2 separate regions of the Homo sapiens genome follow, and region 2 is linked to region 1. A link is a contact called in ENCODE Hi-C or POLR2A ChIA-PET data. All regions are on one chromosome and are shown on one strand. Each heading gives the region's core, a stretch centred on a gene start or an enhancer-like site at or near the end of the contact. The rest is flanking DNA. Distances are from core to core; before and after follow the strand shown. Region 1 has its middle 62 kb from the start of FXN. Region 2 overlaps FXN (frataxin).

Region 1 (6,204 bases), core at 1,469-3,968:
CCGACCTCAGGTCATCTCCCTGCCTTGGCCTTCTAAAGTGCTGGGATTACAAGCGTGAGCCACTGCACTCGGCCCATGGCATTCTTCTTTTGGTGCCTTTGTCTTCACTGACTTCTTGTAAGGAAATCAGTCGTATTGGATTAGAGGCCTACCTTATTCCAGTATGATCTCATTGTCTTAATTTAACTAAAACATCTGCAACAACCTTATTTCTAAATGAGGTCACATTCTGAGGTATTAGGGTTTAGTACTTCAACATATCTTTTTTTTTTTTTTGAGACAGGGTCTCATTCTGTCACTCAGGCTGGAGTGCAGTGGTGCAATCACACAGCTCACTGTAACTTTGAACTCCTGGGCTCGAGCAGTCCTCCTATCTCAGCCTCCCAGATAGGTAAGATTACAGGTACATATCACCATGCCTAGCTAATTTTTCAAATTTTTTATAGGGGCTGGGCCCAGTGGCTCACACCTTGTAATCCCTGTAATCCCAACACTTTGGTAGGCTGAGGCGGGCGGATCACTTGAGGTCAAGAGTTTGAGACCAGCCTGGCCAACATGGTAAAATCCCATCTCTACTAAAAAAAATACAAAAATTAGCCGGATGTGGTGGTGGGTACCTATCATACCAGCTACTCACAAGGCTGAGGCCGGAAAATCCCTGGAACCCGAGGGGCGGAGATCGCAGTGAACCGAGATCACGCCATGCACTCCAGCCTGGGTGACAGAGCAAGACATAACCTTAAAAAAGAAAAAAAAAAATGTAGAGATGAAGTCTTGCTGTGTTGCCCAGGCTAGTCTCAAATGCCTGGGCTCAAGCAATCCTTCTGCCTCAGTATCCCAAAGTGCTAGGATTACAGGCATGAGGCACTGCACCAGGCCTACATCCTCTTTTTTTTTTTTTTTTTTTTTTTTTTTTGAGATAGAGTCTTGCTCTGTCTCCCAGGCTGGAGTGCAGTGGCACGACCTCGGCTCACTGCAACTTCCACCTCCTGGGTTCAAGTGATTCTTCTGCCTCAGCCTCCAGAGTAGCTAAGACTACAGGCATAATATCTCTCTTAGATATGACAAATAATATCACAGAGTGTACACCCACTGTGATGTTAGGAGTAATACCTCCCTATGATATTACAAGTAATACTGCCTTTAGATACTACAAATAATATCACAGGGTGTACATCTACTGTGATATTAGGAGTAATACCTCCCTTAGATATTACAAATAATATCACAGGGTATACACCCACGGTGATATTAGGAGTAATATCTCTCTTAAGCGATCCTCCCATCTCAGCCTCACAGAATTAAAGGAATTACAGGAAGAGCTGCTATACCTGGCTGGATCTATGTTTTAAAAATATAACCCAGATAACCCTGTGGTCAGTGTCTAAGATGAATTGGATTAGACCAAGGGAGAAAAACTAAAGATGGGAATACTAGTTTGGGACTTTGCTTGCTTGCTTGCTCTCATTTAGAAAACATTTAGTAGTTCTACAATGCTCAGGCACTGTTCTGGGAGTCACAAATATAGGATTGAATAAAGTAAATAAAGCACTTGCTCTCCTGGAGCTCACTTTTCACTGGGGGAATGCAGATAGTAGACACATACATCTATAGTATCAGTAAGTGCTAATAGAAAAATGAAGCAGGTGAGATGGATCATGCTGAGTAGAATGTATCTTCTTTTCCTTCCTTCCTTCCTTCCCTCCCTCCTTCCTTCTTTCCTTCCTTCTTTCTTTCCTTCCTTTCTTCTTTTCTCTTTCTTCCTTTCTCTCTCTTTCTTTGCTTTTTATTGTCTTAAAATGTACATAACATAAAATTTACCCTCTTAACCATTTTTAAGAATACAATTCAAGGCCGGGCATGGTGGCTCACACCTATAATCCCAGCATTTTGGGAGGCTGAGGCAGGCGGATCATGAGGTCAGGAGTTTGAGGCCAGTCTGGCCAATATGATGAAACCCCATCTCTACTAAAAAATACAAAAATTAGCCAGGCTTGGTGGCACATGCCTGTAGTCCCAGCTACCCGGGAGGCTGAGGCAGGAGAATAGCTGGAACCTGGGAGGCAGAGGTTGCAGTGAGCTGAGATCGCACCACTGCACTCCTGCCTGGACAAGAGAGCAAGACTCTGTCTCAAAAATAAATAAATAAATAAATAATAATAATAATAATAATACAATTCAGTAGCCTTAAGTACATTTGCATTGTTATGCAGCCATCACCACCATCCATCTCCAGAATTTTTTTGAGTGGAGCTCTTTTTAATAGAGTAGTTGAAGGCCTCTGTGACACAGTAGCATCTGAGCAGAAGCTTGAATGAAGTGAGAAAAGAATCCTTTTGCATAGTTTAGGGGAAGTATGTTCCATTCCTGGTCCTGGAAATAGTTAAGACTATCACAATAGTGCAGGAGAAAGATGATACAATACAGTTTGTGTAGCTGAAACCCCGTCTTCAGAATGTAAAGGAGAACAGATGGGAAGTCATGTTCCTCCCAGAAGTAATTCATGTAGCAGAGAAGCCAATGCAGATCCACGAGACAGACAATTCAGTGCTCTGCACAAGAACTGTGCTTTAAGCATGGAGAGGATTTTTGTATCTGTCCTGGGATCCTACATCAAACAGCATGTGGTGATTGTGAACACAAACGTACAAGACTGTGAACCCTACCAAGTTTCCTTCTTCCATTAGATATGAATAAGGAGTCATGAGTTTCCTTTGGAATGTCCTTTAGCCTGTTGGTACATGTTTTGCCTGTGACGAATGCAGTTACTCATAAATCATTGAGCACATTGGGTACAGAGGGCAAAAGATAAATTCCTGTATTTCCTCTATTCGGTCAACAGAAATACCTCTAGGCCATAATCCATTCATCCAATCTAATAATTTTGCCATCCATAAAACCTTCAGGTGTTCTGAATTCAACATCTTTTTTTTTTTTTTTTTTTTTTTTTGAGACAGAGTCTTGCTCTGTCACCCAGGCTGGAGTGCAATGGCAGGATCTCGGCTTACTGCAACCTCCGCCTCCCAGATTCAAGCGATTCTCCTGCCTCAGCCTCCCGAGTAGCTGGGATTACAGGTGCCCGCCACCACGCCCAGCTAATTTTTTGTATTTTCAGTAGAGACGGGGTGTCACCATGTTGGCCAGGCTGGTCTCGAACTCTTGACCTCAGGCAATCCACCCGCCTCAGCCTCCCAAAGTGCTGGGATTACAGGCGTGAGCCACCATGCCTGGCTGAATTCGACATCTTGCACCTAATTCCTGTTCAGTTAAAGACCCAAATCATGATCTCTGACTTACCTGGATATTTGAAAGATTAACTTGCTGTGGTGATACCATACTAGAGTCACAAAATCAAGCCCTACCCTGCCACAGCCACCTAAAGGAAATTAGGTGATATACAAAAGAAATTGACCATATTGTTGTCCTTTTAGTGACTCTCCTAATTTTCTTCCCCTGAAAACTTACAGAGAAATTTGAGTATGTTTGCCTTAGGTGGATGCTTGTTTTTTTATTGATATGAAAAGCAGTAAGAGGAAATGGAGTTTTTTGGCCTGTTAAGGAAGGGCAGCCACTGTAAACACAGTTGAGTGCAAATTCACAGTGTTAGAATGTTGAAGTGTATATAATGATTTTGCAAAATTTTCTACAAGGCTGATACAGTATCCAATCAGGACTAGGATTAGATATATTGTCATGTATGTTTGCGCAGGAAATGCAGAGACTCTAAGGTGCTACAACTGCAATTTGACATGTGGGATAGTTCACTGGTAACTGTTGATCTCCCTGAGGTTTAAGTTTACAGTTCCACAGCTCTTTATCTGAAACTCTTGGGCTATGTGTTATGGAATTTAGAATTTTTTCCGAAATACGTTGCATATATTGTATATTATGACATGATACCTCCAAGAAAGACTTGGAGTCACATCCTATAAACAAACACATGAATATATCCCAGTGAAATGTATGACTATTTTTACTAAAACAAATGAGAATCATAAATAGACTTACATTACTTCAGGTCAGATTTTGCTGCCGAATTAGTTTGGGCATCGAACTTTTGGTTTCAGAGACAAAACTGTGAAATTTTAGATTATATTATGGGGTTGTGGACCCATGTAACCCTCCTCTCCGTAATTCCTAAAAGCAAGCAATTGCATCAACCAGTCTCATGAGTAGCTGCGATTCTAGAAATCAAGAATCCGGATCTGAAATTAGCCGGGCATGGTGGCAGGCACTTGTAATCCCAGCTACTGGGGAGGCTGAGGCAGGAGAATCGCTTGAACCCAGGAGGAAACTGCAGTGAGCTGAGATCGTGCTGCTGCACTCCAGCCTGGGCAACAGAGTGAGACTCTGTCTCAAAAAAAAAAAAAAAAAAAAAAAAAGAATCCAGATCTGGGCAGGACCGAATTGCTGACATGCCCCCGGTATAGCAGAGACGTTTTGCCTACATGTTACACACCTGAGTAATAGTTGTCAGCAGCTGATGAAGAAGATGAATGTGCTCTTAATGTCCATCTTTGATTTCCAGTCATTTTGCTTCTGGGTCTTGGCTTCCTGAGGAAAGAAGTCTCCAGTAGGTGAATGCAGTGATATGGAGAATACTTTCTTCTGGCTGCATGCAGTAACTCACACCTGTAATCCCAGCACATTGGGAGGCTGAGGTGGGCAGTGCACTTGAGGTTGGGAGTTCGAGACCAGCCTGGCCAACATGGCAAAACCCCGTCTCTACTGAAAATACAAAAATTAGCTGGGCGTGGTGACAGACACCTGTCATCCCAGCTACTCGGTAGGCTGAGGCATGAGAATCACTTGAACTTGGGAGGTAGAGGTTGCAGTGAGCCGAGATCGTGCCTCTGCACTCCAGCTGGGCAACACAGCGAGACTCTGTCTCAAAAAAAAAAAAGTGTGTGAGAGAGAGTACTTTCTTCCTGTTTCCTCATAGGCCAGTTCTCTCTGGCATGTGAGTTTAACATCAGTCACCTCCTTCACACACAGCGGGTGCATTCGTAATAGGAGGTCCTTAGCTGGGAGTTTTTATGGCACATCAGTGGGGCGTGAAAACACCACATAGGAGCTAATATATCTTTGCTGGCTGCTTTCTCCGGCTCCGCAGCAGACAGAAACCCTATGAATCATATCCAGGGGTCAGGTGCAGGCAACAGACAACTAATATCTCCCAAGTGAGTTGAAAAGGATCTTGTTACCCAGCATCCTAAGGAGGTTGTAGCCTTGGGAACCACAGGCAAGAATAATTAACTCAGCTCCTCGGTTAGTGCCTCTTCAGTTCGAGATGGAATTTATTTGCAGGCATGGCTCCTTAATATGCCAAACCCATGCTCAAGACATACTCCTTCTCCTGGAAGGTTAACGTGGCTCCTGTGGCTGTTCCATCCCTGAGGAAAAGTGAGGACCATGCTCTCCAAACAGGCCATGTGCTGGACTACCTCTGTTTCTGTCTCCTGGGATTCCAATCAGCAAGTGAGCAACGAAGCAACCCAGACAGTGTGGTTCATAGGATGGCTGGGTAAGTGGCTGTTTGTTTTTTCCTTACTGTGGATATGTATCAGTGAAGGAATCTGTAGAACATTCTTGATGGGAACATTTAGTCATATCAAGTCAATAAATTAATGTTTAGGCTGGGCGCAGTGGCTCACGCCTGTAATCCCAACACCTTGGGAGGCCAAGGCGGGCAGATCATCTGAGGTCAGGAGTTCAAGACCAGCCTGGCCAACATGGTAAAATCCCGTCTCTACTAAAAATACAAAAATTAGCTGGGTGTGGTGGTGCATACTTGTAGTCCCAGCTACTCTGGAGGCTGAGGCAAGAGAATTGCCTGAACCTGGGAGATGGAGGTTGCAGTGAGCTAAGAGTGCACCATTGCACTCTAGCCTGGGCAACAGAGTGAGACTCTGTCAAAAAAAAATTAAAAAAAAAGAAAAATCATTATTTTATTTTTGACTTATTATTAATATAAATAATTATATCTTGGCCGGGCATAGTGTCTCATGCCTATAATCCCAGCACTTTGGGAGGCCAGGGCAGGCAGATCACTTGAGCCAAGAAGTTTAAGACCAGCCTGGGCAACACGGTGAAACCCTGTCTCTACAAAAAATATAAAAAATTAGCTGGGAGTGGTCAGCTTGCCTGCAGCCCTAGCTACCTGGGAGGCTGAGGTGGGAGGATCACCTCGGCCCAGGAGGTAGA
Region 2 (6,204 bases), core at 426-2,925, 42 kb before region 1:
ATGGATGGATAGATAGATAGATAGATAGATAGATAGCTGGATAGATAGATAAGATAGATAAGACAAGACTAGGCTTCAAGCTGCAGTCCAGCTCTACCAGGCTTGTTGTGACTCTGGGCAAGTCACTCAGCCTCTCTGAGCCTCATTTTCCAGCTTCAGTGGATACCCATGAAGGCAAATCAGAGAGGGGCCTGAGTGTGTATTTGTCCAGCAGGCAGATGGAGGGAACAACAAACTAGACCCGTAGTTCTTCAGTAGGGATAAGATAACTGCCCAAAAGTTATTTAGATTACAAAGACTTGAGCCCTGCTCCTGTGAGACAGTGATGGGGTAGGTCGGGTGCATTCCTGGGAAGCATATTTTTGAAAAGCTCACCTGGGATTCTAATGTGTATCCCTAGGTCTTATTCCTAGAGATTTTGATTACTTGGTCTGGGGTGTGGCATGACCTGGGCAGGGCACTGGGATTTTTAAGCTCCACAGATGATTCCAATATGCAGCTAGTATGAGAACTTGTTTTTTTTTGAAGGAGTCTCACTCTGTCACCCAGGCTGGAGTGCAGTGGCGCAATCTCGGCTCACTGCTCCGCTTCCTGGGTTCAAGCAGTTCTCCTGCCTCAGCCTCCCGAGTAGCTGGGATTATAGGCATCTGCCACCATGCCCAGCTAATTTTTGCATTTTAGTAAAGACGGGGTTTCACCATGTTGGTTAGGCTGGTCTCGATCTCCTGACCTCAAATGGTCCACCCCCATCAGCCTTCCAAAGTTTTGGGATAACAGGCGTGAGCCACCAGGTCCGGCCTGGTGTGAGAACTTCTGAGTTGGATGAAACATTAGCCCCAGATCCTAGAAGCCAGGGAAGTGCTGGTCTTTATCGACTGGCCACCAGGTGGCAGATTTGGGCAAGGGTCTGCCTTTGGGTTTAGAATTATTGCTTAGGCCTTAAAGTAGTTCTTTTTTGCCAGTGGGAGAAAATCCCTCAAAGATGGTTTTCTGGGTTGGTTGGTTTGTTTGTCTGTTTGTTTGTTTTTTGAGACAGAGTCTCCCTCTGTTATTCAGCCTGGAGTGCAGTGGCATGATCTCACTGCAACCTCTGCCTCTCGGGTTCAAGCAGTTCTCCTGCCTCAACCTCCCAAGTAGCTGGAATTATAGGCACACGCCCCCACACCCAGCTAATTTTTGTATTTTTAGTAGAGACAGTGTTTCACCACGTTGGCCAGGCTGGTTTTGAACTCCTGAACTCAAGTAATCCTCCCACCTCAGCCTCCCAAAGTGCTAGGATTACAGGTGTGAGCCACCGCGCCTGGCTCCTCAAAGATGTTAATCCTCTTGATGGCAATTGACTAATACCAGAAAATGTCACGAAGCGTGCATTTTGGATTCAATCATGGAATTGTTGAGGACAATCAGCCATCAGACTAAAGCGATAGAAATAGTATTGGAAATTGCAGCGGGAGCACTGAATGGAGAAGGCACTCCACATAATGGAGGAGGCAACCAAGTCTTAGAGAAGGTATCAAGCCTGACTATAAGGACAGTGAGGGAATTGAAAAAACAAAAAAGGAGCAATGGAGCAGGGAAGGATTGAATGCCTTTCAAGTAGATTCAGTAATTGCTGTTAGCAGCAAAAAATGCAGTAGTGCCTGGGCAGGGCTTTAAAGTGCTTGCACAGGCAGCCCTAGAGGGCCGGGCTGCTTGGGAACTCTTACAAACTGACCTACCAACTTGAGCATCCACAGCCTGATCAGAGGTGGGGGAGTTAAGGGCCTTCTCTCCCCTAGCCTCTACTAGAGCCTGTAACTGCAGGGAAACCAAGTTGCAGGCTAAACTCTGCCCACACATGCAGACATTGATTAGCAAGCTACAAAAACAGTCATGAAACCTGTTTTTATAGGATTAGTGAAGCCCCAGTTTGACCAGAGTACTTTGCATGAATGTTTTGTTAGAAGCAAATGTGCCAATATTCTAGCAGCTGCGTTTGGTTTACTTCTTCTTCTTCTTTTTTTTTTTTTTTGAGTTGAAGCCTAGCTCTGTCACCCAGGCTGGAGTGCAGTTGTGTGATCTCAGCTCACTGCAACCTCTGCCTCCCAGGTTCAAGCGATTCTCCCGCCTCAACCTCCTGAGTAGCTGGGATTACAGACATGTACCACAATACAGGGCTAAGTTTTGTATTTTTAGTAGAAATGGGGTTTCACCATGTTGGCCAGGCTGGTCTCAAACTCCTGATCTCAAGTGATCCACCCGCCTCAGCCTCCTAAAGTGCTGGGTTAACAGGCATGAGCCACGGCACCTGGCAAAAGTCATCTTTTGGTTTACTTCTATTGAACTGAAAAAGTCACAAATATATTTATATTTAATTAAATATATTTATATAAAAATATGGTATTTAGTATTATTATTTTTAGAGACAGGGCCTCGCTCTGTCACCCAGGCTGGAGTGCAGTGGCACAATCATAGCTCACTGCAGCCTCAAGCTTCTGGGCTCAAGTGATCGTTCCACCTCAGCCTCCCTAGTAGCTGGGACTACAGGCACATGCCACCATACTCGGCTAATTATTTTATTTTATTTATGGGTCTCGCTATGTTTCCCAGGCTGGTCTCAAACTCCTGGCCTCAAGCGATTCTCTCACCTCGGCCTCCCAAAGCACCGGGATTACAGGTGTGTGCCAGCACACCCAGCCACAAATCTATAAATTTAGAAAGGAGGACTATTTCTAAAGAGGGTCCCACTACCTGTAGGCAGGAAGCAGAGCCTCTGGCCATAACTGAAAAACAAGCACTTCCAAGAAGGGGCAAAGGGAACATGAATTTATGCTGAGAGGCGTAGCTAAGCATACATATTCAACAGATTATGGGAGGATCTATGAATATTCACAAAGGGAGGATCTATGAATATGCACACATGTGGAGTAAGCTAACGTGTGCAGCATGTCTCCCATGTTCACCTTAGGCAGAAACTTAACACTAACATGTATTACAGGGCAACAAAATGAGACTGCATATCTACATAACCTAGCTATTTGGTAGGCTGAAGCAGGAGCATCACTTAAGACTGGGAGTTCGAGGCAGCTGTGAGCCATGATCGCACCACTGTTCTCCAGCCAGGATGACAGGGCAAGACCCTGTCTTAGACCACTCTGTGGTCAGTGGTTATCAGGAAGGAATGCTAGTCAGTTGTGCTGAAACCACTAAAAAGGAAGGGCAGAATTAGGTGATGAGTTGATACCAGTGGTGAAGTGAGTCTTTTTTTTTTTTTTCTTTTTGAGATGGAGTCTTGCTCTGTTGCCCAGGCTGGAGTGTAGTGGTGTGATCTCAGCTCATCGCAACCTCCACCTCCTGGGTTCAAGTGATTCTCTTGCCTCAGCCTCCCGAGTAGCTGGGATTACAGGCGCCTGCCACCACGCCTGGCTAATTTTTTTATATTTTTAGTAGAGACTGGGTTTTGCCATGTTGTCAGGCTAGTCTTGAACTCCTGACCTCAGGTAATCCAACTGCTTTGGCCTCCCAAAGTGCTGGGATTACAGGCAGCTCCAAAGTGCTGGGATTACAGGCATGAGCCACCATGCATGGCCTGAAATAATTTTTTTGAAAGGGCTAGTTTCTATTTAGCCCTTAGGGGAAAAAAAACTAATGGCAGTTAGGGAGGGAATAGAACGAGTCCTGTTTGAACTCCTTTCCCATCATGGCCAAAACTTAAAATTTTTTTTAGATATCTCTGGGCTCCCCTTGGCCAAAAGATAGTTTGTTGAGTCAGTTGGGAGCTTAGAATTTTGTTTTTATTTCTCACATCATTGAATCAATTTGAACCAGGCGACAAAACCTTCTGCTCCCAGTAGTGGGTCAGAGAACCTTCCTGATTCCTGCCCTGAGATTGTCTCTCTGAAGACAACATTAGGCTAGTAGGCTTTCCAGATTCTGTAACCCATTCTTTCAAAGGAAGAGATGCCTATATTTTTCTAGCCAATTCATATACCTTGAGTATCACTCAAGGGCAAAATTATTTCTAACAAATCATTTACTAATTAGCAAATGCTTAAGTGTAGATTTAGAAAGCTAAAGCTATACAGTGGCTGCCATCTATAGTTTGGACTTGTGATTAACTACATTGAAATGCTAACTCTGTACCCTAGAGTATGAATTCCTGATTAGAGTCCTTCAGGTGCTAACTAATTTATGTATTTCATGTTTGATAATATTATTACTTGAGCTTTGTGGGAGAGCAGTCTTTTCCTCCCCTGAGATATAGCTAGAAGTTACCTCCTTTGTGAAGCCTTCCTAGATACTCCAAGCAGACACGGTCCTTCCTTTCTCCCTTGCCCAGCACTCTGAGGTTGACTCTGTGGAGCACTGATCCCTCTGTGTTATAATTGTCTATTTACACGTCAGCTACCACCTATAACACACTGAGTTCCTCAACAGCAGGGACACTGTCCATTCTTTGATCCCAGTGTCTGGAACAGTGCCAAGTACATAGTAGGGACTTAATAAATATTGATTCATATGTAAATGAGACTTTTCCAAAACATGCTTTCGTTGATGCCTCTCAGCATTTATACACCTTTTACCAACTCGCTACTGGCCACATAGACAAATGAAAGCAGTAATCCAGATACACCCAAGAGGACATCTGTTCTTTTTTCTCTCTGTGGAGTGGGAGACTTAAGTGGCTTCTTAACTGGTGTGTCGTCTGATCAAGTGGTCCAGGTAACAGGTGGATGCCAATGTCTGGCCCAGGCATCACCCCTTACTGGCACTGGTCATTACAGAAGACACTCTACCAGAGCTGAAAGGACCTCTTGTCACTAGGCAGCTGTGGAGTCCGCTCTACTTGACCTAGTAAAATCTGCCTGGAGACTGTTAGAGTCACCCCACTACCTGAAGTTACCTCCAGGCTGACCTCTTTTTTTTCCCAGGTGGAGTCCTGGCATCTTAGATATTTTAATAAGGATTTGCTTGTTGACATGTTCTTTATTCACTAAGGTGTCAGCATATTACTGTCTTAGAACTGAGGGTTCTTCATCTTTTTTGGATCAGGACCTCCCTCTAAGAATCTGATGACTGCTCTGGTCCCTCTCCCAATAAAAACTTCCATACTCACCTGTTAAAAAAAAAAAAAACTTTAAACAAATTAACAGAGTTTTATTCAGCAAAGAATGATTCATAAATCGGGAAGGCTGCAACCAGAATAGGTTCAGAGAGACTCCACGGTGTGCCACGTGGTTGGAGAGGATTTAGGATTTATGCACAGAAAAAGGAAAGTGACATGCAGAAAATGAAAGTGAGGGCCTGGTGCTGGTGCGGTGCCTCACGCCTGTAATCCCAGCACTTTGGGAGGCCGAGGCGGGCAGATCATGAGGTCAGGAGATCGAGACCATCCTGGCTAACACGGTGAAACCCTGTCTCTACTAAAAATGCAAAAACTTAGCCGGGCGTGGTGGCAGGCACCTGTAGTCCCAGCTACTTGGGAGGCTGAGGCAGGAGAATGGTGTGAACCTGGGAGGCGGAGCTTGCAGTGAGCCAGGATCCCGCCACTGCACTCCAGCCTGGGCGACAGAGCGAGACTTCATCTTAAAAAAAAAGAAAAGAAAAAGGAAAATGAAAGTGAGGTACAGAAACAGCCAGGTTGGTTACAGCTTGGTGTTTGCCTTAAACTTGGTTTGAACAGTTGGCCGCCTTTGATTAGCCAAAACTCGGTGATTGGTACAAGAGTAGATTGCAGTTCACTATGTACAGAGAAGCCCTTAGATCCGAACTCAAAATAGGTAAGGAGGCAGTTTTAGCTACACTTAAGTTAACATACTCAGGAGTACCATTCCAGCTTCAAGCTGGAAGTGTCTGCAGCCCCCTGAGACCACTTAATCCCAAGTTAAAAACCCCTGCTCAGAGGCAGCATCTTTTTTTTTTTTTTTTTTTTTTTTTTTGAGAGAGATCTCACTCTGTCACCCAGGCTGGAGTGCAGTGGCACGATCTCAGCTCACTGCAACCACCACCTCCTGGGCTCAAGGGATTCTCTTGCCTCAGTCTCCCGAGTAACTGGGATTACAGGCGCGTGCCACTATGTCCAGCTAATTTTTTTTTTTGTATTTTTAGTAGAGATGGGGTTTCACCATGTTGGCCTGGCTGGTCTTGAACTCTTGACCTCAAGTGATCCACTGGCCTCAGCCTCCCAAAGTGCTGGCATTAGAGGTGTGAGTCACTGTTCCTGGC

What was found. A loop is a pair of places that touch in the nucleus more often than their neighbours do. ChIA-PET counts read pairs that join two places held with the same protein, here RNA polymerase II (POLR2A). Pooled maps may share reads with other maps.
Region 2: a map of ascending aorta shows a loop between it and region 1 (9-fold over the local background). The contact joins two enhancer-like sites. A Hi-C loop is called at or near these places in 9 of 168 maps with a recorded cell type or tissue (Calu3, PC-3, Panc1 and 6 more), 3 of 37 single-sample maps with no recorded cell type and 4 of 50 pooled maps. POLR2A ChIA-PET finds 5 or more read pairs at or near these places in 9 of 52 experiments (B cell, GM10248, H1 and 6 more).

The regions. Positions count from the first base shown.
Region 1 is chr9:69,094,538-69,100,741 of GRCh38, forward strand. No RefSeq gene overlaps it. Among named protein-coding and RNA genes, the nearest start is that of FXN, 62 kb to the left of the region's middle. Within about 2 kb of position 2,719, at least 5 of the 41 ENCODE cell types and tissues checked have a DNase peak (open chromatin) inside an H3K27ac peak, as active enhancers do.
Region 2 is chr9:69,053,501-69,059,704 of GRCh38, forward strand. All of the region lies in intron 3 of FXN (frataxin), which reads left to right. Among named protein-coding and RNA genes, the nearest start is that of FXN, 21 kb to the left of the region's middle. RefSeq lists enhancers at 1,333-1,834, 1,835-2,334. Within about 2 kb of position 1,676, at least 3 of the 41 ENCODE cell types and tissues checked have a DNase peak (open chromatin) inside an H3K27ac peak, as active enhancers do.